Regions from separate parts of the Mus musculus genome. Here regions 1, 2 and 3 are each linked to region 4. A link is a loop called in an ENCODE intact Hi-C map of the cell type or tissue named here. Cell type or tissue: heart. All regions are shown on one strand. Links, peaks and the distances in the headings refer to the core of each region. The heading gives the core; the rest is flanking DNA.

Region 1 (6,162 bases), core at 476-5,475, 190 kb before region 4:
CACTTTTGGCTGGGAGTTCAGTTAGTAGAGTGCTTGCCTAACATACTGAAAGCCCTGGGTTCTATTCCTAGCACCATATGGTGATACATGCCTGTAAATCTGGCACACAGGATGTGAAGACAGGAGAGTAGAGAGTTCAAGGCCACCCTCACTACACAGTGATTTCAAAGCCAGTTTGAGATACATGAGACCCCATCCAAAACAAAAAACAAAAAATATCTAAGCCAAAACAATAACAAAAACTACCTGCCACTATCACATTGTGAAGGAGTAGAAAAGTCTCAAACCAATGCTTTCTGCCCAAAGCGTCAACAAACACATTCATGTATCTATATTCCATGTGACTATATCTATGTCTGATGCACTAGGAATAATGAGAACAGCTGCTGGTGTTCTCAAGGACTGCAGCGTCCCTCTAAGAGCTATGCAGATATCTATGTCTAGTTGGTAATTACCAGCACAAGACTATACCAACAAGACCAGTCATTACTCCATCAGGCAGAACTTAAGTGGATTCTGGGGGTTATCAGAAAATGTAAAATGGAGAGGACATGAAAGTGAGAATGGGGGTGCTTTGCAGGGGGGAATATCAGTGGTAGTGGTAGAGCTGGGCATGTATGTGTTTAAAATAAGTTGTATATAGGCATGAAATGGTCAAAGATAAATAAAAGAGAATAGAGACAGAGAGGGGGGAGGGAGAGGGAGGGAGAGGGGGAGGGGGAGGGGAGGGGGAGGGGAGGGGGGAAGGGGAGGGGGAGGGGGAGGGGGAGGGAGAGGGGGATTGATTTGTAGTAATCCCAACCTTCCTGAACACCACTAGAACCTCGGAATTCGGGCAATAAAAACATCCCAGTTCCACTGCCTCCCAACTGTTGTGCCTCCAGAAGTCACAGACTAATTCTAGCACTGTCTGCTTGCAGGCGTCATGCTGACCATGAAGCCAATGTGATCTGCTGGGAGCTCCTTTTGCACTAAAGATGTAATTCTGAAAATGAACGCAAACACGGCTGGATACAAAGCCTGGCATTTCCCAGTCTCTCCTTCCCAAACAACCCAGCCAATGCTGATCTTAATTGTTAATGCCTTGTTCTGTCCCAAATTAATCTGATCAAAGGACTTGTTCCCAGTGTCTCTTATTAACATGGCTTAGTTTGGTTCCTAACCTGGGGCTCTCTGCCAGTTGCCACAAAAGCAGTGTCATGGTTACAGATTGACTCCTGGCTTATGGATTGCTCTTGGTTGGGGGTGACAAGGACAGAGGCACAACTTCATGCTGTCACCCACAGTAGCTTAAGGAGTTCCTTCACCATTTTTAAAGTGTATTTTTGTTTATTTTAATGTGCAGTGGACCTCAGGGAGTGATTAGAGGTCAGAGGATGACTTTAAGGAGTCAGTTTTCTCCTTTCACGTGGGTCTCAGGGATAGGATTCAGGTGCTCAGTCATTGTGTTAGTTGGGGTTCTCTAGAGTAACGAAAATTATATAATATATATGGAATATATTATTCAGGCAGAACTTAATTATGTATAACTCTTATATATAATTATATATATTCCATATATTCTTGTGATGATTTCTATATGCTTGGCCCAGGGAGTGGCACTATTAGGAGGTATGGCCTTGTCGGAGTAGGAGTGTCACTGTGGGTAACGGCTTAAGATCCTCATTCCAGCTATCCAGAAGTCAGTATTCTGCTAGCAGCCTTCAGATGAAGATATAGAGCCCTCAGCTCTGCCTGCACCATGCCTACCTGGACACTGCCATGTTCCCATCTTGATGATACTGGACTGAACCTCTGAACCTGTAAGCCAGTCCAATTAAATATTGTCTTTTATAAGACTTGCATTGGTCATGGTGTCTGTTCATATCAGTAAAACCCCTAACTAAGACAATTCTCTCTATATATAAGAGATATATATATGAAAGATGATATATATATATATATATATATATACATAAATCTCTCCAGCCTCCTTCCTTTGTATCTTTAGTTTTGACATAGAAAACAAATTAGATTACATATATGGGTATATATATATATATATATATATATATATGGCCTTATTAGAATGATTTACAGGCTGTGGTACAGCTAGTCCAACAATGGCTGCCTATGAATGGAAGGGCCATGAATCTGGTACTTGTTCAGCCTGTGAGGCTGGATGTCTCAGTTGGTCTTAAGTATATGCTGGAATCCCAAAGAAGGCGGCTCTCATGTCAGTAAAGTAATGAACTTGCTAGTGAGGACAAGCAGGCGAAGTACTAGGTTTCCTTCCTCAACATCCTTATACAGGCCCACCAGAAGGTGTGGTCCACATCAGACATCTGTCTGGATTAGAGACATGTCTTCGCACCACAAAGATCCAGATTAGAGGTGGGTCTTCCCACTTCAATTGACTTAATTAACCCAAAATCCCTCACAGGTGTGCCCAGCTATTTGGGGGTTTTCATTCCCTCCAGATGTAGCCAAGCTGATAGCTAAAATATCGATCGCAGTCTTGGTAGCAAGCACCCTTACCCACTCCACCGTCCCATGAGCCCGCCTTTTAACATGTATTATTACTGCAGCAAAACATCAGCTCCCACGCCACGGTGTGCGCGTGGGAATTAGAGGACATCTTTATGGAGTCAGTTTTCTCCTTCCACCTTTACAAAGGATCCAGGCATCAAACTCAAATCAAGAGGCTTAGTCCTTGTCAACCCCTCCCCCCATATAGTCATAGGAACTTAAATATTTGGTCTCCAGTTCTCCAGTTGGTGGCGCTGTTTTCAAAGGATTTAGGGGGTGACCTTGATGGAGAAAGTAGGTCACCGAGGGCAATTATTTTTTTAATCAAATTTATTTACTCACCTTACATCCCAAACCCCCTCCTCCCAGTAATTTCTCATGCAAGTTCTTTCCCCAATCCACCTTCCCCTTCTCTTGAGTATCACCCCCAACCCCCTAACAGGCCCCCAAGACCTCTACCTCCACCTCCTGAACATCCAATCCTTGCCAGACTAAATGTATCCTCTACTGAGAGCCATTTCTAGTTCACTCTCTGCGGTTAGGAAGTGAGCTCTCGGCTGCCTGCTCCTGTCACCAAGCCTTCACCCCTCCATCTTGGACTCTAATGCTCTGGAACAGAGAATACAAATAAACTTTTTCTTCTGTAAGGTGCTTTGGTCACAGTGTTTTACCCGTGGCAAGCATGTTACTGACTGTACATCTGGCTCTCCCTCCCTTAACCCTTTAGGGACCTTGACTCACATAAAACAGGATGCTTGGGTTTTTAATTTTTTTTAGAAAACATTTTTTTTTAATTATGTGTATGTATGTGGGTCTGTGTGTGGTTCTATGCACCATAGTGTTAGTGGCAGTGGAGTTGCAAGAAAGTTGTGAGCCAGTTGACGTTAAGTGCTGGGAATCAAACTTGGACCCTGCACAAGAGCACAGTGAAAGGTATATTTTGAATCATCTCTTCAGCCTCCTTTGCATCCTTGGTTTTTGACACAGAAAACAAATTCAATACAAGACAGCATAGAACAGAGGCGGGAGTGGTATATAGTATTGATTTTAAGCATGCACCTTAGAAGAAAGAAGACACTTAGCAAGAAAAGACACATGTGAGAGCATGGTATAGACTTCTCTAGGAGAGTTCCTTAGCTTTATAATGGCTATATGCAGGATTTGTGGGGGGTGGGGGTGGGGTAGACATACATTGGTCGTTCTGAGCCTGGCTTTTATTGCTTAACGTGATCACCTCCAGTGTCATTAATTCTCCTACAATGAAGTCACCCTGCTCTTCTTTGTGAGTGCATATAACCACATCTTTATCCGCTCATCTGTTCGTGTGCATTTAAGCTGGTTCTATGATCTCACTATTGTGACTGGTGCTGAATTAAACTTGGACTTGTAGGCATCTGGGTAGAAGCTTAGATTTCTTTGGCTGTATCATCAGGTCACATAGCTGGATCATGTAGCAGTTTCATCTCCAGTGGGATTATTTACCTTTTTATTTGTAGTGTATCTTTCCATGCTTTCTTGTCTGTCCTTCAGGGTTCTAAAAAGGAATCCAATGCTATTCTGATGTGCTTTAATTATTTTTTTTACTTGTGCATGGAAACTTTCATGGTGTGTGTATGCATGTATGTGATGTAGTATATGTGCATGCCCAATGCCATGCATGTGGAGATCAGAGGACAACTTTCAAGAGTTGGTTCTCCCCTTAGGTTTGCATGGTCAGTCAGTGCCTTTACTTGCTGAGCAATGCCACCAGCCCATAATGAGTTTATCTTGACAGGTGAGTTGGCATATCCCCTTACTAAAATCTTTGCTTTCTATTTTAGCGATCTCAACCATGATGTGTCCTGAAGACACGTAGCTCTTCTCCGGTGGTGTCTACTTGAGGCTCTTAATGCCTCTTGGGTCTGGAGTGGATGCTTCCTCCAGCTTAGTTCTTATTTTGCATCAGTCCTCTTGGTGAGGCATCTTCATGTGAGATCATGTTCCAACTATCACTTGGGAAGGGAAGCTGACTACAGAAACAGACTCGATGACGTGGTGGCAGTGCTGGCATTATCTCACAGTAGAGGACACCCGGGTGCTTAACCTGTGTCCTCAGGAAGGCTCAAAGGCTGCTTGTAAAAAGTGAAGTTTGGGGCTAAGGAGATGGCTCAGGTCTTAAAAGCACTTGCTGCTTCAGAGGACCTAAGTTTGGTTCCCAGCAACCACCCATGTTAGGCAGCTCACAACTACATATCACATAGAACCATATATAATAAATACAATATAATATATTTGTATTGTATTATGAATGATAATAATATATACATATAATAATAGCCCCATAAAACTACATTTATGACATTAGCTCTAGAGCTGTGGTTCTCAACCTGTGGGTCACAACCCCTATGACAACCCACTATTTCTAAAAAATACTTATATCACAATCCATACAAGTAGCAAAATTACAGTTTTGAAGCAGCAATAAAAATAATTTTATGGTTTGTAGGTCACCATAATATGAGGAACTGCCTTAAAGGGTTACAGTATCAGGAAGGTTGAAAGCCCATGATCAAGAGGGATCTGATGATTTCTTCTGGCTTCCACGGGCACAGGTACTCACAAGGCAAGCTCATGCACAGATGAACACATAAAAATTCATGTGCCTGTTAATACCAGCATTGGCCTGAGGACTGAGAAGGAGGCTGGGGACGGGGCCTGCCAAGTACTCTAGCCAAAATGGTGAGCCCTGGTTCAACGAGAGCCTCTGCCTCAAAAATTGTGGTGGACTCACTTGTGGTGGTGTTGGTAGGGTTCGCTGAAGAGGTGGAGACAGAGAGATCACAAGTTTGAGGCCAGCCTGGGGTACATTTTTGCTAAGCACTGGGATGCAAGTCTTTAATCACAGCACTCAAGAGGCAGAAGTAGGAGGCCAGCCTGGTCAACATAACAAGTTTCCAGCCAGCTACATAGGTTTCAAAGGGAGACCCTGGCTTTAAAAATGATTTACGGTGGAGAGCAGAGTCACTTGAAATTGGCTCTTGACCTCCACATTCAAGCACAGGTAAATACACACACACACACACACACACACACACACACACACACACACACAACACCATGCACAAAACTTTTAAAAGGTACAACCTCAGCAGTATTTCTTCCAAGTTAGGCTGCAGTATTTCTCCCTTGGGTGCCTTTTTTAGCCATCTCTGCAAGTTGGGGATGGACTTAGTAGCCAGTCTTAGGTCATTCAAACAAGTACAAAGTATGTATGTCCTTCCTGCTGAAGGGGGTTTCAGCATGGGGCTCTACTTTATAATAATATTATCATTTATGTATATCTACATAACCAATTATAAGTATCAATAGCTACTATTGTCATTATTATTACATTTACTTTGCTAACTTGGGGAGGGGTGCATTTGTGGAGATCAGAGGACAGCTTGCAGGAGCAGTATTTGCCTTCTACCCTGTGGATCCCAGGGACTGAATTCTGGGTGCCAGCCTTGGTCATCAGGTTTCGTGGTAAGTACCTTTACGGGCTGAGCCATCTCACTGGCCCTGGAATCTACTTTCTAATGGAATCCCCCAGTCAGACACTGACTGCCAACCAGTTAACACTTGTGTTTGTATATTGGGCTTTTTGTATGTTGATCTCTCTCTGCCCCAGGCTCT
Region 2 (6,162 bases), core at 586-5,585, 200 kb before region 4:
CAGCCCTTTCCTTCTTGAAGCATAAGATTCCTAGGGAAATTCCACTGCTGGGGAGGGGGGTGGGAGTCCACTGTCTCCATTGTTTGACAGCCAAATGGAGGGACACAAGGGTCTCCTTAGAATATAGTGTTCCCTGGTTGGGTGGCTCAGAAAGATGCTTGCTACCATGGGTGACAGTCTGAGTTCAGTCTGCCAACGGTGGAAGGAGAGAAGCAATTACTACAAGTCCTCTGACCTGAACACATGCGCATGCGCGCGTACACACACAAGTGTACACACACACACACACACACGTGTACACACACACATGGCCTCAGGAAAAGATCTTATTCTTTTCATAAAAAGGACCCAATGTTGGGCCAGAGAAATGGCTCCCCGGGTAAAGGTGCTTGCCACCAAGTCTCGGGTAAAGGTGCTTGCCACCAAGTCTCACATCATGAGTTCAAACACAGAGACCAGCATAGGGAAAGGAGAGAATTCACTTGTCCTCTATTATCACCTCATACACCATGGCACACACACACAAGTAAATAATACATGGTTTGTTGTTGTTGTTGCTGTTGTTGTTGCTGCTGCTGCTGCTGTTGCTGTTGCTGTTTTAAGTAAGGCAAGCACCTGCTGCTGCTGTGGACTCACTGGCTGAATGTCCCTGCCCCAAGGTTACAAAGCTACACTGACTGAAACCTTGAAGAAATAACAGTGGCGACATCAGAATTTCCCTCCCAAGAAGCAGATATGAAGACATTGGCTCACCCAACCTCCTCTGGCTTGCCTTGCCAAGAGCTCTGAGGACCAGGCTGGACTGCAGGACAGAGAATCCAGACTTGGTATTGCAGCTGAATAGCTGCCCTGCTCCACCTCCCCAGTCCCCCAGCTTTATCTGTAAATGAAGGCTTCCATCTGCCTCTTCTTTTAAAAATGTATTTATTAGCATATTAATTATGCATAATAATGGGTTTCACTGTGACATTTTTCTATTTTTATTAGATATTTTCTTTATTTACATTTCAAATGTTATCCCTTTTCCTGGTTTCCCCTCCGAAAATCCCCTATTCCCCCTACCCCCTACTCCCCAACCCTCCCACTCCCATTCCTGGCCCTGGCATTCCCCTATACTGGGGCATAGAACCTTAACAGGACCTAGGGCCTCTCTTCCCATTGATGACCAACTAGGCCATTCTCTGCTACATATACAGCTAGAGCCACAAGTCCCACCATGTGTTTTCTTTGATTAGTGGTTTAGTTCCAAGGAGCTCTGGGGGTAATGGTTAGTTCATATTGTTGTTCCTCCTAGCGGGCTGCAAACTCCTTCAGCTCCTTGGGTACTTTCTCTAGTTCCTTCATTGGGGACCCTGTGCTCCATCCAATGGATGACTGTGAGCATCCACTTCTGTATTTGCCAGGCACTGGCAGAGCCTCTCAGGGACAGCGATATCAGGCTCCTGTAGGCAAGCTCTTGTTGGCATCTGCCATAGTATCTGGGTTTGGTGGTTGTTTATGGGATGGATCCCCAAGTGGGGCAGTCTCTGGATGGTCATTCCTTCTATCTCTGTTCCACACTTTATCTCTGTAACTCCTTACATGGGTATTTTGTTCCCCATTCTAAGAAGGATTCTGAGCTTCTGGGCTAATATCCACTTATCAGTGAGTGTGTTCTTTTGTGATTGGACTACCTCACTCAGGATGATATCGTCCAGATTCATCCATTTGTCTAAGAATTTCATAAATTCACTGTTTTTAATAGCTGAGTAGTACTCCATTGTGTAAATGTACCACATTTTCTGTATCCATTCCTCTGTTGAGGGACATCTGGGTTTTTCCAGCTTCTGGCTATTATAAATAAGGCTGCTATGAACATAGTGGAGCATGTGTCTTTATTACATGTTGGAGCATCTTCTGGGTGGTATTGCTAGATCTTCTGGTATAACTATGTCCAATTTTCTTTTTTAAATGTATTTATTAGCATTATTAATTATGCATAATAATGGGTTTCATTGTGACATTTTCACACATGTATACAATGTACTTTGATTACATCCACCCTGTAACGCCCTCTTATGTCCCTCCCTTCTGGTCCATAACCTTCCTCTTGCCACCCAGCCTCCACTCCCCTTTCCCCTGTCTCCTTCATAGTTTTGTATATGACCCAATGGGTTTAATGAGGGTTGCTTGTAGAACATGAGCACCTTGTCAGAGGCTACACAAACCCCTGAAGAAGTGTCTCCCCTTCACCCAACAGCCAATTAGCTGTCAATCGTTCAGCTAGGGGTGAGATTCCCTGTGATTTAAATGTGACTGTGTGTCTATATTTTCCTTTGCTAAGCCTGGTGACCTTGTCTTTCAATGGCCTGCAATAGCTATGTAAGATCAGGCAGAAATAATCCTGTTAGAAGCCACAAAGACTCAGAGACTGTTTGCTGTTTTCCAGTGACTTCCCCTGTGCATACTTGCTTATCATCCTTACTGAGAAGGTATTTCCACCTGAGGCCTCAGAGCAGCCGAGCTGCAATTTTTGTAATGGCATAAAAGTTGATTACTCAACGCAAAACCCCAAACTTTCTGCAAGTTTAATTTGAACCATCAGTGTCGCTGGAAACGCTCTTTTGAGAAAAACCCTGGCTTGTATGCCATCCTAAGGCCATGAGGAGCCCAGTGTTTGGGAAAAAGACAGAAGACATGTGTTCAGTTAAACCCTGTCTGTGGAGACCTGGGAGCAGCGACAGCAACTCCTTTGTCCACTAGAGGGCAGCAGATTGACTCAAACTAAAGCCAGTGATCCCTAAACCTGTAGTAGACACCAGGCCCCATGCTAATCGCTGGTGACACTTTTAAAGAAGACAAGTGAGAGTGGTAACGTTTTCCTCATGGAATCATACTCCTCACACTTAAAGGACTATTCTTAATTCAGAGATTATCTTTTCCACTCTTCTGTGATTAAGCATATTTCTATGAATGAAGACTTGTTTCATTGTCTATGACTAAAGTTCTCAAGAAATCAAGTAAATAATGGGAGCCTTCTGATGTTCAGGAATGCAGGAGCAGGCAAGATAGCTCAGTAGGTGAAATGGCTTAGGTGGTAAGTGTACTTGACAGTCTCAGCTGGGTTCCCAGATCTCAAATGCCTTGTGTGCATTTGAGTACGGAGCCGTCAGCAAGGCGAGTTTCTATAACCAATTTGATCTTTAGAGGCCTGGACAGAAGCACATAAGCAGGAAACCCCATCTATTCCTTCTTTACCTAGGAACCCACAGGTTACCTTTTTATCCCAGGGATAGATCTTAGAGTATGGGAGGCATAGGCAGACTATCGGAAAACAGATAGCTGAAGTACCATCTATAACATAAGCTAATGGACTGCAGAGCTGTCTATTTGAGACATGTCCTTGTTTGATGAGTATGCGTGTCTTTGTATTTCGCATCCTGTCATGTAATATCACCATGTGAAGGAGGCAGGTCAGATTAGCTGGTGTATGATTCTGGGACCTTAGTGTGAAGCTCTGTTAATGGGATTTCCAGTTGTGTAACTGCTGCTATGGAAATAGGGGCCACGCAAGTCAGGTTCAGGAAAATCAAGGCAGTCCTGGCTGATTCAGTTTCAGTCCTGGTCAAAGGCCCTGTTGCCAGGCAGCTGTTCTGTAGTGCCAGGTGACGGCACTCTGCTGCTGTCCGTTGGGACTTCTGAGCCTTCTCTCCACAAGCTCCAGCCTGCCTGAAAGTGGGGATATAGTCTCCTAGAGTCCAAGGCTTCCCCTACTAGCAGTAGTTCCTTCTAGGGGGGCTCACAGGCTCTACTCTGGCATCTGTAAAGTCATCTTCCTCACCTGCTTCCCCTAGTGAACTTAGGGTCACGGCCTGTACCACCAAGGGGCCAAGTTCAACTACGAATCCTTACAACTACCAACCTTTAAGAAGACAATTGAAATACTAAAGTTAATAGTAAGAAGCAAGAAGAGAAGTTCAATGTGGCTACATTGGGAAGAAGAACAGACATTCAGTCCTCAGTCCCCTTTGTCCCCCATGTATGTGTGTGTCTGCCTCTCTAGCTCTTTCTTTCTTTGTATGTTTTCCTCTCTGTGTGTCGCTCTCTGTCTCTGTCTCTCTGTCTCTGTCTCTCTCTCTGTCTCTCTCTCTCTGTCTCTCTGTCTCTCTGTCTCTGTCTCTCTCTCTCTCTCTGTCTCTCTCTCTCTCACACACACACACACACACAGAGAACCCCATTCATCTTTTAGGTCCTGGGGTGAGATTCAAGTTCAAACAGAGAACCAGGAATGTGAACCTTTAAGCAGCCCCAATCAAGAGTGTGGTCCCACTGCTCTCTGGACTTCAGTCTCGACTTGTAAGACAGTCTGACAAGCTGTGAGTCCATTTGAGGGAGACCAGTTCCCCAGCTGGCAGACTGGCCCATTTTCCTTCTCTGGGGATGAAATTCCTACAGGCATCCCCATTTCTTTGGGACCCATTGCTTTTGCAGTCTGAGGGTCATATTGAGAGACACAGTGCCTCTTTTGAATATGTCTACTTCTGCCAAGTTGCTTACACTTTTACCATGTTTCTCTAAGCTTAGCCCTCGGGGTCTTTCTCCTGCATATCTCCTTATCCAGGAGTCTGCCTTCTGCGTGGCTTCCCACACCAGAGTAAGAAAACCACAAGTTCTCATTGCGATTCTGCTACTTGCATGCTGTCCATCATGGGTTGTCCTGACAACTTATTTTCCTTTCATGGTAAGCATGATGGGCATCTGATTCCACAGCATGTCTGCGAGGCAGGAAAACAATGTGAATTTCTGCAACCTGAAACTTAATTCCTGGTAGGAAGGTACCATCTGCTGGATGTTTTTGAAACTGCTCACGCATGCTTTGTGTTGGGAAGTCAAGAGTTGGGGCCAGCTTGCTTGTCTGAATACCGCTGGGACAAGCATCTTCTGTCTTTGTGTCTGGGTCACCTCACTTTATATTATATTTTCCATCCATTTGCCTGCAAAATTTTGTGATTTCAATTTTCCTTACTGTTGTATTTTATAAAAAGGATAAAGAAGCCAGGGATATAATTGGTACAGGTACAATATGGTATGGGGAAAAGGGGTGCCTCTGTGGACCCATGCTGAGGCATCCCTTCCCCCTAAGGGACTAGCCACAAGACAGTTTAGTATAGAACAGAGTTTATTTAGGGCATGGGGAGGGCAGTTAAGGGAGTAGAGACAGAGAAAGGCAGGTAGGAAGGGAAGGAGGGAGGGAGGGAGGGAGGGAGGGAGGGAGGGAGGGAGGGAGGGAGGGAGGGAAAGACAGAGAGACAGAGACAGAGTGGGGAGAGGAGTAGAGGCCAGCCATGAACTCGTAGGGAGAGGCGGGTAGGGGAATGTGGAGAAAAGGGACAGACAGGAAGGGAGTAGGAAGAGCAAAAGTGAGGAGAGGGCAAGCATCCTCTTTTATAGTGAGTCAGGCACACCTGGCTGTTGCCAGGTAACTGGGGCAGAGCCTAGACAAAATGCCAACACTTAGAGCTAAATGAAGTTCCTTTGTGTGTATGTTCCACATCTTCACTATCTATTTATCTGCTGATGGGCATCTAGGCTGGTTGAATTTCCTTGCTATTGTGCATACAATGAAGAAGAATGTACAAGGTTCTCTTCGGGAGAATATGGAGTCTCATGGTATATGCCCCAGAGTGGTATAGCTCCAACCTATCAAAGTTTTATTTTGCCATAATGAAACCTAGCAGTGTGTATGTTAATTCAATTTTTCTAAGATGTATTTTTTGTGTGTATGTATATATGTGTTATCTGTGCATGGATATGCCACATAGGCTCAGGGTGTCTACAGAAGCCAGAAGAGAGGGATGGGGGCAGGGTCATGGTAGCAGGAGCCTGAGGGAGCTGGTGGTATTGTGTCCAATCAGGAAGCACGCTGGGGCTGGGTGGGCTTTCTCCAGTTGTTTCTTTCCAGTCTCCCAGTCCATGGCATGGTGTTGCCTGTGGAGGTCTGGTCTTTTCCTATGTATTGTAGTGCTAAATACTTGATCCCAAGGCCTGGTTGCCCCCCAAGGACGAGAGAATCTGTACATAGATCCACGCAACTCTATGTGGTCTTGCCCCTCAAGTTATCTTTTTTTTTTTTTTTTTTTTCCTGAGACAGGGTTTCTCTGTATAGCCTTGGCTGTCCTGGAA
Region 3 (6,162 bases), core at 733-5,732, 55 kb before region 4:
CCAGCCTGGTCTACAAAGTGAGGTCCAGGACAGCCAGGGCTATACAGAGAAACCCTGTCTCAAAAAAAGAAAAAAAAAAAGATTTATTATGTATGTATACATGCATAAGAGTACACTATAGTTGTCTTCAGACACACCAAAAGAATGCATTGGACTCCCTTACAAAAGGTTGTAGGTCACCACGTGGTTGGTAGGAATTGAACCCAGGACCTCTGGAAGAACAGTCAGTGTTCTTAACCTCTGAGTCATCTCTCTAGCTCTGGGGTCCATTTTTAATGTGTGCTGATTTTCCTTCACTGATTCTGAACACTTTGTTTTCTTCACGTTTTGAACTGTAACTGTTTTATGTGTGTTTCTAGCTCCCAACCTGTACATCTAAATCCTACAGTCTCCAAATAGGCCAATCAGCAACAAACCCTAACCATGAATTATACAGTATTTCAAGGAAATGAATATATTCCTCAAAACCCTCTACTACTCACTTTGCCTGATATCCTCCCTTCTTTACCTTTACTTTCTATTCAGACCTATAAACCAGGCTCCAGCAGACCACGTCCCTTGATGATTGACTTTCACCCAGTAACTTTCCTCCATAGTAATTATTACACTACGAGTCACTCGCTCAGATGTGTGATTATCTGTCTACTGTTATTCTTGCTCCTTTGATGTCTGAGATCCTTGAGGCTGGAGATTAACTGTGTTGTTTTTAACACCCTCAGCTTCCAGCTCAGCACTGTGCACATACCAGAGTTTAATAAGTAATGTTTAAAGAAGAAAAGAACCAAAGAAATATATATTCTTCTTTGTTCGTTTGTTTGCTTGCTTGAGACAGGGTTTCTCTGTGTCATAGAGTCCTGGCTGTTACAACTCTCTTTGTAGACCAGACTGGCTTGAATTCACAAATATGAACCCACCTCTACCTCCCAAATGCTGGGATTAAAGGCATGTACCACCTCACCCAGCTAGAAATATATATTCTAAGTCATTTTTAAATGGCTTATTTTTATTTATTTATATTCATTTGTGGGTGTGCTTGGGCCCACAAGTGCGGATGACTATAGAGACCAGCAGAGGGCGTCAGACTCATTGGACCAGAAGTTACAGGCAGTTGCAAGCCACCCAACAGGATTCTGGGAACTGAACTTCAAGAGCAATAAAAACTTGTAACTGTGGATCATCTCTCCAATGTTAATATGCATAATTTTAAAAGGATTTATATTTTTGTGCGTGCAAATGTTTGTACATGTGTGTGTGTGTATGCACAAATGCACCTATGGCAACTAGAAGATGGCTATTGAGGGTCCTCTGTCACTCTTGGCCTCTTCTGAGGCAGGCCTTTGTCTCAGCTAGGCTGAAAGCCAGTGGACCCCAACATCTGTCTGTCTCTGCCTCCCTTGGAGTTAGACTTACAGGTATTTGTATAAATACTGGCTCATTGTGTGGGTGCTAGAATTCAAACTCTGGTCCTCACAATTTTGCAGCAAGTGCTTTTAATTGCTGAGCCATGTCTCCAGCCCCGTCTCCTCCACCTTTAACTGTCCCATACCATCTTTCCATGGATGAAACACAATTAAGTGTCTTTATGTCTTATCTTTATATATCCAGGTTGTTTTGTGTTTTACTATGGTAAAAGATTCTCAAATGAACATAGTCATGGTTTCTGTGTGCACGCACATGTTTGTCCAGGTTCATGTACGTGCTTGTGGCTTCTGTGTGTATGTGTGTGCATGTGTGTCCAGGTGTATGCAAGTGAATGTGGAGGCCAGAGAACAACCTTTGGGTATCAGGTGCCACCTGTAATAATAATAATAATAATAAATAAATTTATTGTTGTTGTATATGGCATAATATTATATAATTATATATTAATCATATGTAATATGGTATGTATAATATACAATGTATCATGTATAATATTATCTATAATATTAATAGTGATTATAATTATTATTATTTAGAATGAGTCTCTTATTGACCTGGAATAACCCCAAGTAGGTTAGGCTGGCTGAGTATCTCAGGAATCTACCCTTCTCTGCCTCACTGGTGCTGGGAATACAGTAATGTAAGTGAGTGCCAACACTCCTGAGCTTTCTCTTTCTTTCACTCTTTTCTCTCTTTCTTTCCTCCTTTCCTCCCTGCCTCCTCTCTTTCTCTCTTTCTCTCTCTTTCTTTCTTTGTTTCTTTCTTTCTTTCTTCCTCCTTCCTCTCTTTTTCTCTCTCTTTCTCTCTCTCTCTTTCTCTCTCTTTCTCTCTCTCTTTCTTTCTCTCTTTCTTTCTCTCTTTCTTTCTCTCTTTCTTTCTCTCTTTCTTTCTCTCTCTCTCTCTCTCTCTCTCTCTCTCTCTCTCTCTCTCTCTCTCTCTCTTTCTTTCTTTCTTTCTTTCTTTCTTTCTCCTGAGTACTTTGACCAAACTCAGTTCCTCAGTTTGCAAGGCAAGTGATTTCCCAACTGAGCCAGCCCAGTCAAATTGTGTCTTTTATTTGGTTTGCATCCCTAGATAGAACTGAAATTAATGGCTATTTAGGGGAGTTCCTATTATTAAATATGTCAGCTTTCCATTGCTGTGACAAATTGCCTCAGGTAAAACTTAGAGGGGGAAAGATTTGTTTTGGATCACAATTTCAAAGGTTTCACTCCAAGCCTTTGGTTTGAGGACAGGAACTTGGCCATGAATGTTGACAGAACCCACGGCTTTAAGAAGGGCAATGAGGTCATTGTGTTGACCCAGTAGCATCCTGGCTCTGGGTGCATCAACACTGATCATAGAGCCTGTGCCTTGTTTGTCTCCTGGAACCCTTCCCTTCCTATCCTAGGCCAGCAACACTTGTAGTGTTGTCTCTGGGCCACGGTGTGGTGCTAGTGGGCTGGGGCATCATGGGAAATGAATACCTCTAAAAAACGTGCAGTAGAGCCAGGCTGTGCCTCCTGTAGTTCTACCTGAGCCAGGACAGAAGGACGAATGCAGGACTGGAAACCCTCTGACTTTATCACAAGAGGGCAGCAACAACCCTGTGTACTTTGTTCCTGTACAGGGTTGACCATAGAACTGTCAGCCCCACCCAGGAACCAGGAAACAGCTAGCTAGAGTAGGAGCTTAGGGCAACGGGCCAAGGTTCCAGAGTAGATAACCTTTGCCCTTGTTCTGACTTGCTTTCCCAATATCCTTAACCACCCTAACTCTTCTTTGTACACTGAGCTCTTCTGTTCCAGGACGCCAGCCACTCAGCTGTCTCTGCAGACAAACCCTCAGCCCTGGTCCACCATCCATTCTCCCTGTTCCCACAGCTATCACCAGGCCTGTCGCTGTCAAGCCCACCTGTGTGTCCATAGACACCAGCTGATAAATATCAGCAAGGCCATCACCTCGAGGAAGCCAGGATGCAGAGACAATGGGAGAGCAGGGGGCTGAGAACAAGTTATTACAATCTGTGAGGGTATATCCTCAAGGCCATGGTCCTTTTAAGTAGGTCTCACCTCCTGCTTCTATCACTTCTCACTATCCAATCAAATTATAAACCCAAGTCAGTAGATTCACTCATTGATGACATCAGTTAGTCAGGTTCTCCCTAACCCAATCACCTGGCAACTAACCAAGGGTTAGCACATGGCCTTTGGGGGTAAATTTAGATCTAAACTGGACCAGCATGGTAGTACACGTGTTTAATTCCAGCACTTGGGATATACTTTTAGGGACAAAACTATAGTACAAAAAGTTACAGACTAGATGTTAAATGCCTCCTGTAAGCTCTTGTGTTTAATTACTTGGTCCCCAGTTACAGGCACAGGGAATATAGTATATTTAGGAGACAGAGAATCTCTGGAGAAAGTAGAAGGTAGGATTTCAGTTTCTGTTGTTGGCGTTTGGTTGCTTACGACAGAGTCTTATAGTATAGCCCCTGCCAGCTGGAACCGACTATGTAGACCAGGCTGGCTTTGAACCCAGAGATTTATCTCCCCTCCTGAGTGCTGGGATTGCAGATGTGTTGTACCACGCCTGGTTGCCTTGAGGTTTCTAGCCCAGCACAACTTTCTGTTCTGTTAACACTCTGCCTCCTGAAGTGGGTAGGATGTGACTAGGCATAGCCTGTTCCTGCCAGCATGCCTTCCCTGGCATACAGGTCTGAATACCTTCTCAAGCAGTGAGTCAACCCAAACCCTTCCTCCCTTAAAGTTCTTCTTGGCAGGTACATAGAAAAGCAACTAACAGACACAGCTTTTGTTTTAGTGTGCCTTTCTCAGAGTTAGCCACTGGGAACTCTCCATCTTCCTCTAAATACAAGGAACTCATCCCTTTAAAGGTAACCCTACTCCTTTATCTTGGAATGATTGGCTTTGACCTTTAGAATGTATAGAAATGTGATTATCAGATAAAACAGAGATGCTCAGTTGTGCTATAGTCTCTCTCTCTCTCTCTCTCTCTCTCTCTCTCTCTCTCTCTCTGTGTGTGTGTGTGTGTGTGTGATTTTTGTACCAGTCCCTGCTCTGAACACTTTTGGGGGGAAGTCTTGAGTTACAGAGATGAAAGACTCCTCCTCTGTGATCCATAACAATTAATTTCACTCAAAATTGAATTTATGTTGGTTATATAACTCTTGGGACGTCCCTAAGGATGGAGCGAGCCATCAAGAAAACCGACCACATGATTGAAAGGTTGGAACTTTGCTCCTACCCCAGACCTCTAGAGATAGAAGAGGAGCTAGAGAACAAATCTATCCACCAACAATCAATGATTTGATTAGTCAGCCTCTGCCTATAACAGAAGTTTATATAAACCCCCAAAGAGGCTGGGAGTATAGCTCAGTTGGCAGAGGGCTTGCTGAGCATGTCCAATGGCCTACGTTCACTCATCAATAGTACATACAGTAAACATGGTGATGCAGGTCTGTAATTCCAGAACCGAGGAAGTGGAGACAGGAGGATCAGAAGTTCAATGCCATCCTCTGGCTACCTAATGAATTTTGAGGCCAGCATGGTGTGAGACCCTGTCTCAAACCAGTATCAAAAACCAAAACTAGGAAAAATGAGAGGAGGAAGGAAGGAAGGAAGGAAGGAAGGAAGGAAGGAAGGAAGGAAGGAAGGAGACTGGCCTCCATCTTAAGAGAAACTTGGTCTATAGCTGAATCCAGGCTGTACCCAACTACCAAGAATGACCCCGTAGCTTATCCTTGGCCCATATCCCAGAGTTCCTCCCTAGCTACTTCCTAACAAGAGTCAATCCAAGATTAGGCTGCTTGTTTCAGATGTTCTTTCAGATCATTTGCGATTGTTTATGGTTTTGCTTCAGAGCACCTACCTGCTGGCTTACAATAGTCATACAACTAGATGCGTGCCAGGCTGAAAACCCCCTTGCTTGCTCGCCATTTCCTATAAAGCCTTGTCCTGCTGAGAGCTCGGGGCTTCACCCTCCAGTTCTGCTGTACCAGAGACTGCACGGTTGTCAAAGGTTGAGCTTGAATAAAGAGACCCTAGTGCAATTGCATCGGAGTTGGCTCCTTGGTGGTCTTTTGGGGCTCACAAATGCTTCCTGGCATAACAGAAGGAAGGAAGAAAGGGTAGGTGGGTGGATGGATGGATAGATAAACACAGGCCTGGCCATATTCTTTCTGGGGTATGCATCCAGGAGCTGAGAAAATGGTGATCCCGAAGTGAACAGAAATGCCTGAGCCCCGACCCTTATTCCTTACCCTCCAAATCTTTTTCCATTTCAAATTTCCCTTGCAGCCCTTATATTTTCCTTCATGATAAATTGGAAATGTGAAGCAAACTTCCCTTGGGTTTGTGATCCTTTCTAGCAAACCACTTAACTTGAGGAAGGGAAGATGAAAATCTCAGATGTGTGAGTCAAGTCAGACAGAGGACAGTTGTGTGTGGCTGAGCCCATTGGTAGGGTTTGTGTTAATTCTAGACACCCAGTTGGTCTTGGAAGAATTAGATAGTTACACAGGGAAAGAAATCCCTCATCTTTGGTCTCAGAAATGTGTGATTAGTATTGATAAACAGTAGTTTTTCCTTTCATCAGCTAAATTTGATTGAGACTGAACTAGTCAGTATTCTCTAAAGTAACAGAACCAGAACTGATAAAATGAAGATGTGTGTGTGTGTGTGTGTTCGCACCCCCTTACACACACACATTCGAGATATTAGAGTAGTTTACAGGCTGTGG
Region 4 (6,162 bases), core at 582-5,581:
ATTTATTTATGGTTTTTTGAGACAGAGCTTCTCTATGTGACCCTGGCTGTTCTTGGAACTTGCTGTATAGACCAGGCTGGCCTCGAACTCAGAGATTTACCTGCCTCTGCCTTCCAGGTGCTAAGATTAAAGGCCTGTGCTACCACCACCTGGCTCTGTGAGTTACTTCAGTAAGTCAGCCTCAATATAAGGCACAGTGTTCATCTGTTGCTTCCTTTGCAAGGCATGAGACTGCAGAGAAATGTTCTGAATGCTTGCCTAGGAAAACAGTTTTCACAAATTAGCTAGCCATGAAGAATAATCAAAATAATGATTTACTGTAAATGCTAAAATAATAAGCATAGTAAAACCCTGAACCAGGTGGCCATGTATATATACTACTGTAAACCTTTTGTAGGGATTTTTAATAATTTAGGCTGTTTTTTTTTTTTTTTTAATTTTCAAGACAGGGTTTCTCTGTGTAGCCCTGGCTGTCCTGGAACTCACTCTGTAGACCAGGCTGGCCTCGAACTCAGAAATCCACCTGCCTCTGCCTCTCAAGTACTGGGATCAAAGGTGTGTACCACCACGCCCAGCCCCTCAGGCTGTTTAAATTTTTAAAATTACTTTTAAAATTTATTTTGTATTCCTGTATAGAGACCAGAGAACAACTTAAAAGAGTCAGTTCTTTCTTTCCACCATGTAGGTCCTGGGGAATCAAACTCAATGGCAGGGCTTACCCACTTAACCATCTTGCTCATCCTAGTTAAACTCTTTAGAACAGTTTATAGATTAAACCATTTTTTTCCTATTAGTTCTTTTGACTAAGCAAAGTTGCCCCAGGTAATAATATAACTAGTATTTTTATTGTCTTACCTTTGATCATAAGTGAACAGAATAGTCAACATTTATGATAAAATTAAACATTCTGTTTAATTTATGTTGGATCTGAGGGTTCATTTAATGTTTTGTATTGTTTTCTGTTTTAGCTCCCAAGAAGTCCCGTGTAAGGTTCAGCAATATCATGGAGATTCGCCAGCTCCCATCGAGCCATGCGTTAGAGGCCAAGCTCTCTCGGATGTCTTATCCCACTGTGAAAGACCAAGAATCCATACTGAAGACTGTAGGGAAATTGACTGCAACCCAAGTAGCAAAAATTAGCTTTTTTTTTTGCTTTGTGGTAAGTGTCTTTTTAAGATTTACTATTGCTGTGCATGTGTGTGCTGTGTGGGGGGGAGAGCGAGGGGTTGCTATAGCGGGCATGTGGAGGTCAGAGGACCCCTTGAGGAAGTCACTTATGCCCTTCCACATTTGTGTGTGTTCTGGGATTGAACTCAAGTTGTCAGGCTTGCATGGCAGGGCTTTACCTGCTGGGCCATCCTGCCCTGTTCTCTTTCTTCCTTATTTAAGATGGTGCACATACCAGCAGCAATGCAGCATTGAAATGTAAGGTTACTAGAGTTCTTGATAGTTTTTTTTAACTGCTGTCTGGAAATCTGGGGTGTTAGAATATCAAACTTAATGACTACTTACCATACCTCAAAGAATTATAAGTTAAGGTTGGGAGAGAGTTGAGCAGGTAAAGTGCTTACCTTGTGAGCACAAGGAGCTGAGCTCCATTGCTGGCCCCTGTAAAACAGCTGGGTGTGACGCTGCACACGTGTAACCCCAGTGCTAGGGAGGCAGGGACATGGATCCCTGGGCCCAGTGACCAGCTAGCCTGCTTACTCAGTGAGTTCCAGGCCAGTGAGACAGCCTGTCTCAGTGAATGAGGGGCAGTGCCTGAGGAAAGACAGCCACATCTCATGCCTGGCTTCCATGTGCATATGTATAAGCAAGGTGCACCCCACGTAATAAAGATATTTTAACCCAGCAGTCCTAGAACACAACACCTGCATAAACACACAGCTGCATGTGCACACAATTTGTTACCTTTGGAATTTGTCATTGCAGGGGTAAGTATGACCATGCTTAGCTTCTTTACATGAGTGTGGAATCTGAATTCAGGTCCAAAGGTCTGCAATGCAAGCACTCTCACCCACTAACCCATCTTTCCAGGGTCCCTGTGGTTAAATGTAAGACAGTTTCCCAAAATTTGAATTTAACTTAGATGAATCCAATAAAGCACGATTGGTGCATGAATAAACAAATGTTAAAGTTGAATTGATATTCAAGCTCTCCTTTACCTTCTTCCACACACACACAAAATCTCTGAATGCTGTTTTTTTTTAAATCTCTGAATGCTGATTTTTTTTAAATGTGTGTGTGCGTGCGTGTGTATGTGCATATATGTATGAGCAGTGTGTGCATGTGCTTGAACACAGAAGACAGTATCAGATTCCCTGGAGCTGAAGTTACAAGAGCAACAAGTGATCTTAGCTGCTGAGCCTTTTCTCCAGCTCTGAATACTTTTTCTTTCTTTCTTTCTTTTTTTTTTTTTACCAAGTTCCATTAGTTTTTTTCTTGTTGGTGATACTGGAGATTGAACCCAGGATCTGCATGCTAGACAAGTTCTGTTTTTAAAATTTTTAAGATTATTTATTTATTTATTCTTATTGCAATTTATGTACATTGTCTTTTGAGACAAGTTCCCACTAGCATGGGCTAGTCTTCAACCTATGGAACGTGTTATCTTCCTGATATTGAATGCTGGGCTCACAGGTTTGTGCCACTGTGTCTGGCTTAGAGTCTTCAGAGATTCAGATAGCAACATCTTAGGTATGACTATTAGTACTTGTTTTTATTTTGGGGCATGAGATTTTTTTTTTTTCAAAAAACAGTTTTGAAACCACTTATGGGGACTGGAGAGATGGCTCAGGGTTGAGAGCACATACTGCTCTTGCAGAGGACTAGAATTTAGTTCCTAGTGCCTACATTGGGTGGCTCACAAACATGATTCCAGTTTGAGGGATCTGACATCCTTTTCTCACCTCTGCTGGCACTGTATGCAAGTTCCCACACCCCACCACAGATACACACATAGACATATGATTGCTCTTGTTAATCTTAAAAACACAAACAATGGGCTGGTCGATGGCTCAGAGGTCAAGAGCCCTGGCTGCTCTTCCAGAGGTCCTGAGTTCAGTTCCCAGCAACTACTGGTAGCTCGCAAACATCTGTAATGAGACTGCTGCCCTCTTCTGGCCTGCAGGCACACATGCAGGCAGAAACTGTATATGTAATAAATAAATTAATCTTAAAAAAAAAAACTAAACAAACCTCATATAATAACAGTGCTTAGGAGGGTTGATGAAGGGACTGTAAGTTGGACTGACAGATATTGACAGATATAAATATATTTCATGAGGTTTCACTTTCTTTTTTTCTTTGTTTTTTGTTTAGTGGTTTTTGGCAAATTTGTCATACCAAGAAGCACTTTCAGACACACAGGTTGCCATAGTGAATATTTTGTCTTCAACTTCTGGTAAGAAGTGTGTCTTCAGAATTTGCTTTATAAATTGATGCATGTATCACTAGTGATATTTGCTTTAGTTCTGCTGTAGATTAGTTATTATAACTAATGTTTTGCAGGGGAGGGGAAGGGGCTGTTGCTGAGACTCTTCCTATTTAGCTCTGGCTGTTACATTGTGTAGACCAGGCTGGCTTTGAACTTGTGGCAATCCTCCTGCCTGTGCCTGTCTTCCATGTATGGTTCATGTATAACCATGTTTGCATGGTTATAGTTTACTGCCTGAACTTTAAACTATTGGTGATCCCTCAAGTACTTCGTGGTTCTGTGTTTGGCTATTGTTCTGTCTGTTCAGTGCTCAGATCAATCCTGGGCCTGTGCACACTTGGCATGCCTGCCACTCACTCTCCCATGAATACATGGCCCTCTGGATTTTATCCTGAAATGCACAAACATTTTCTAGGTTTGTGCTTGCTGGGCATGTACCCTGCCTTGAATCCCAGTGGGTTTTTTTGTTTGTTTGTTTGTTTTTTGTTGTTGTTTTGTTTTTTTATGACAGGGTTTCTCTGTGTAGCCCTGACTGTTCTGGAACTCACTCAGTAGACCAAGCTGGCCTCGAACTCAGAGATTTGCCTACTTCTGCCTCCCGAGTGCTGGGATTGAAGGGCTGCACCACCATGCCTGGCCCTGTGTGGTTTTTGCCCTGCGGTGTATGAAGGGTCTCTCTCCTAGCTCCCTGAGGGTCGTCTTACCCTGTGGTTTCCTTTCCAGAGGTCCTTTTCTAGATCCTTTCGGTTGAATGCTACCACTTATTTCATATCTAAAGCTTGCACTCGAATGGGGGTTTTATTTTTAACATTGACTCACCTTCCAAGTCTGGAAGATAAAATGTATTTTTGAAGCTGTGGAAATAACCTTAGAACGTGGGCATGACTGCGATGAGGTCATGGAGTTACTCTGCAGGCTCAACCTCATACTTACTAGTTTAAAAATAAGTAGGCCTATCCTTATCTGTACTGCTGGAATAAATGTGGCTTAGTTTAGAAGCTGTTCTTAGTCTGACTTTTGAACGTTTCCACTTAAGTAAATGCAGTATCAGTCGTTTAAAATAGAAAAACAATTAGCTTAAAAGTTAGGTACATGTAGCTCTGCAAGGTGGTAGGCAGCTTTAGTCTCAGCGTCTGGGAGACAGAGGCAGCTATATACATCTACATGAGTTGCAGGTCAGCCTGAAGAGCAGAATGAGTTTCAGGACAGCCAGGACCTCACAGAGAAAATGCTGTGTCTCAAAGTTACCCTTTGTTATCAAACCAAACCAAAAGAAAAGAACAAAAATTTCGGTGTGTGATTTGCTCGTGTCACCCTTGGTGTTAGTGATGAGGAATGTGAGTAGCAAGTAATCTTACCAGCATCTTTTGTCCTTCTCTTCCTCCCTGTAGGACTTTTTACTTTAATCCTTGCAGCTGTATTTCCGAGTAACAGCGGAGACAGGTTTACCCTCTCTAAACTATTAGCTGTAATTTTAAGGTAAGAATAACATATGCTAGTTTACTCTGCTTAGAAATATGGTATTTGGACTGGAAAGATGGTTCCGCACTTAAGAGAGCTTACTAGGACAGTTATGAGGACTGGGGTTCAGATGTAAGCACCCATGCATCAAACTGACCATTCCACAAAGCCTGTAGTGCCTTCTTTAACAGCTCCAATCCCCTCTTCTGGCCTCTCATTGCACACAGGCATATGTACCTGTAAATATATGGACACATACCCTTAGGTAGACACAAACATAAATAAGGTCTTTAGAATATGATGTTGGAACAATTTAATTTATGTTGTAATGGAGAAGCAAAGAAAGATGAGACCAAAGAAGGCTTTCTGTGGACATGATGCTGTTTAGCTCTGTGTCCTCTAGGGTAGCTGGAGGGAAAGATCTCAGGACAGCTGTGGTGCCCATTCACTGGTTCTCACTGACTGAGAAACTACTAAGGATTGGACTCACGTTCACATTTAGCAGTGAATGTAATCATCAGCTGCCCATCTCCTTTCCTGACACAAATCCCCCTTTTATGTTGTTTTCGCTTTGTTCTTTTTTCCTAGAAACCAAATTGAGTCTTTCCCAGTTATTTTAGCCTGTAGTGATCTTTCACTTTCTGTTTAATTCATCTGGCAGTTTTATCTCAGGGCACAGCAGCCACATTGTTAATAACTACATTTCAGTCTTTCATATGTAACTGTGAGCTGGTTTCTCCTGTCTTCTCTGCTGGGCTGTACATTTTTAAAGGCTAAAACTTGGCTTCATGGTCTGTGTGTTGCCAAGAGCCTAGCAGAGGGCTTTCCCTGTAGATAGTACTCAAAGGAGAGGCTTTACTTTGACAAACCTGCTATTTTTGGACAATGAGACAGCAAAAGAGGTAACAGAAGCACTTAATGATGAAACTGTTTCTTAGCAGTAGTAGCTGAGACTGAGTCAGAGTTCTGCTGCTTCCCTAAGCCCTGCTGCAGTTAGGAAAACCATAGCTTTCTGCTTGTTGTAGTTTGGAGCAGTGTCTATAAAGTATCTGAGGGACTTGAACTTGGCAAGTGTAGAAGACTGATCACTCTTATTGTATTGTATATTACAGCTTGTGGACACAAGGGAAAGCTAATCGAGGTTGTTTTAGTGATACTCTGGTTGACCCAACTAACGTACATTTAGTCTTCATAACTACCACGGAAATATTCTTTTGTATGCATGACTAGTGTTTTAGCCAAACATCTTTGTATTTTGGAAATAT

What was found. Hi-C counts contacts between places; a loop is a spot of excess contacts. Peaks named below come from ENCODE experiments on the same cell type or tissue, not always from the same donor. Only the 100,000 strongest peaks of a DNase experiment are listed, where the experiment ranks them.
Region 1: a loop joins it to region 4, with 4 times the contacts of the local background. A loop is called at or near these places in 24 of 42 quality-filtered maps.
Region 2: a loop joins it to region 4, with 6 times the contacts of the local background. A loop is called at or near these places in 24 of 42 quality-filtered maps.
Region 3: a loop joins it to region 4, with 5 times the contacts of the local background. A loop is called at or near these places in 14 of 42 quality-filtered maps.

What each region holds. Positions count from the first base shown.
Region 1 is chr1:125,380,067-125,386,228 of GRCm38, forward strand. No RefSeq gene overlaps it. Among named protein-coding and RNA genes, the nearest start is that of Actr3, 53 kb to the right of the region's middle. In heart, for the core only: a CTCF peak has its summit at 2,760 (motif pointing right); no DNase peak of the experiment used is centred there.
Region 2 is chr1:125,368,241-125,374,402 of GRCm38, forward strand. No RefSeq gene overlaps it. Among named protein-coding and RNA genes, the nearest start is that of Actr3, 64 kb to the right of the region's middle. In heart, for the core only: a CTCF peak has its summit at 2,718 (motif pointing right); no DNase peak of the experiment used is centred there.
Region 3 is chr1:125,516,398-125,522,559 of GRCm38, forward strand. No RefSeq gene overlaps it. Among named protein-coding and RNA genes, the nearest start is that of Slc35f5, 42 kb to the right of the region's middle. In heart, for the core only: CTCF peaks have their summits at 1,063 (motif pointing right) and 2,911; a DNase peak (open chromatin) is centred at 3,034.
Region 4 is chr1:125,571,345-125,577,506 of GRCm38, forward strand. Slc35f5 (solute carrier family 35, member F5) reads left to right here. Exons shown (of 16, transcript NM_028787.5): 7 at 969-1,159; 8 at 3,322-3,403; 9 at 4,828-4,915. Among named protein-coding and RNA genes, the nearest start is that of Slc35f5, 13 kb to the left of the region's middle. In heart, for the core only: a CTCF peak has its summit at 3,126 (motif pointing left); a DNase peak (open chromatin) is centred at 4,317; H3K27ac peaks cover 1,795 bases.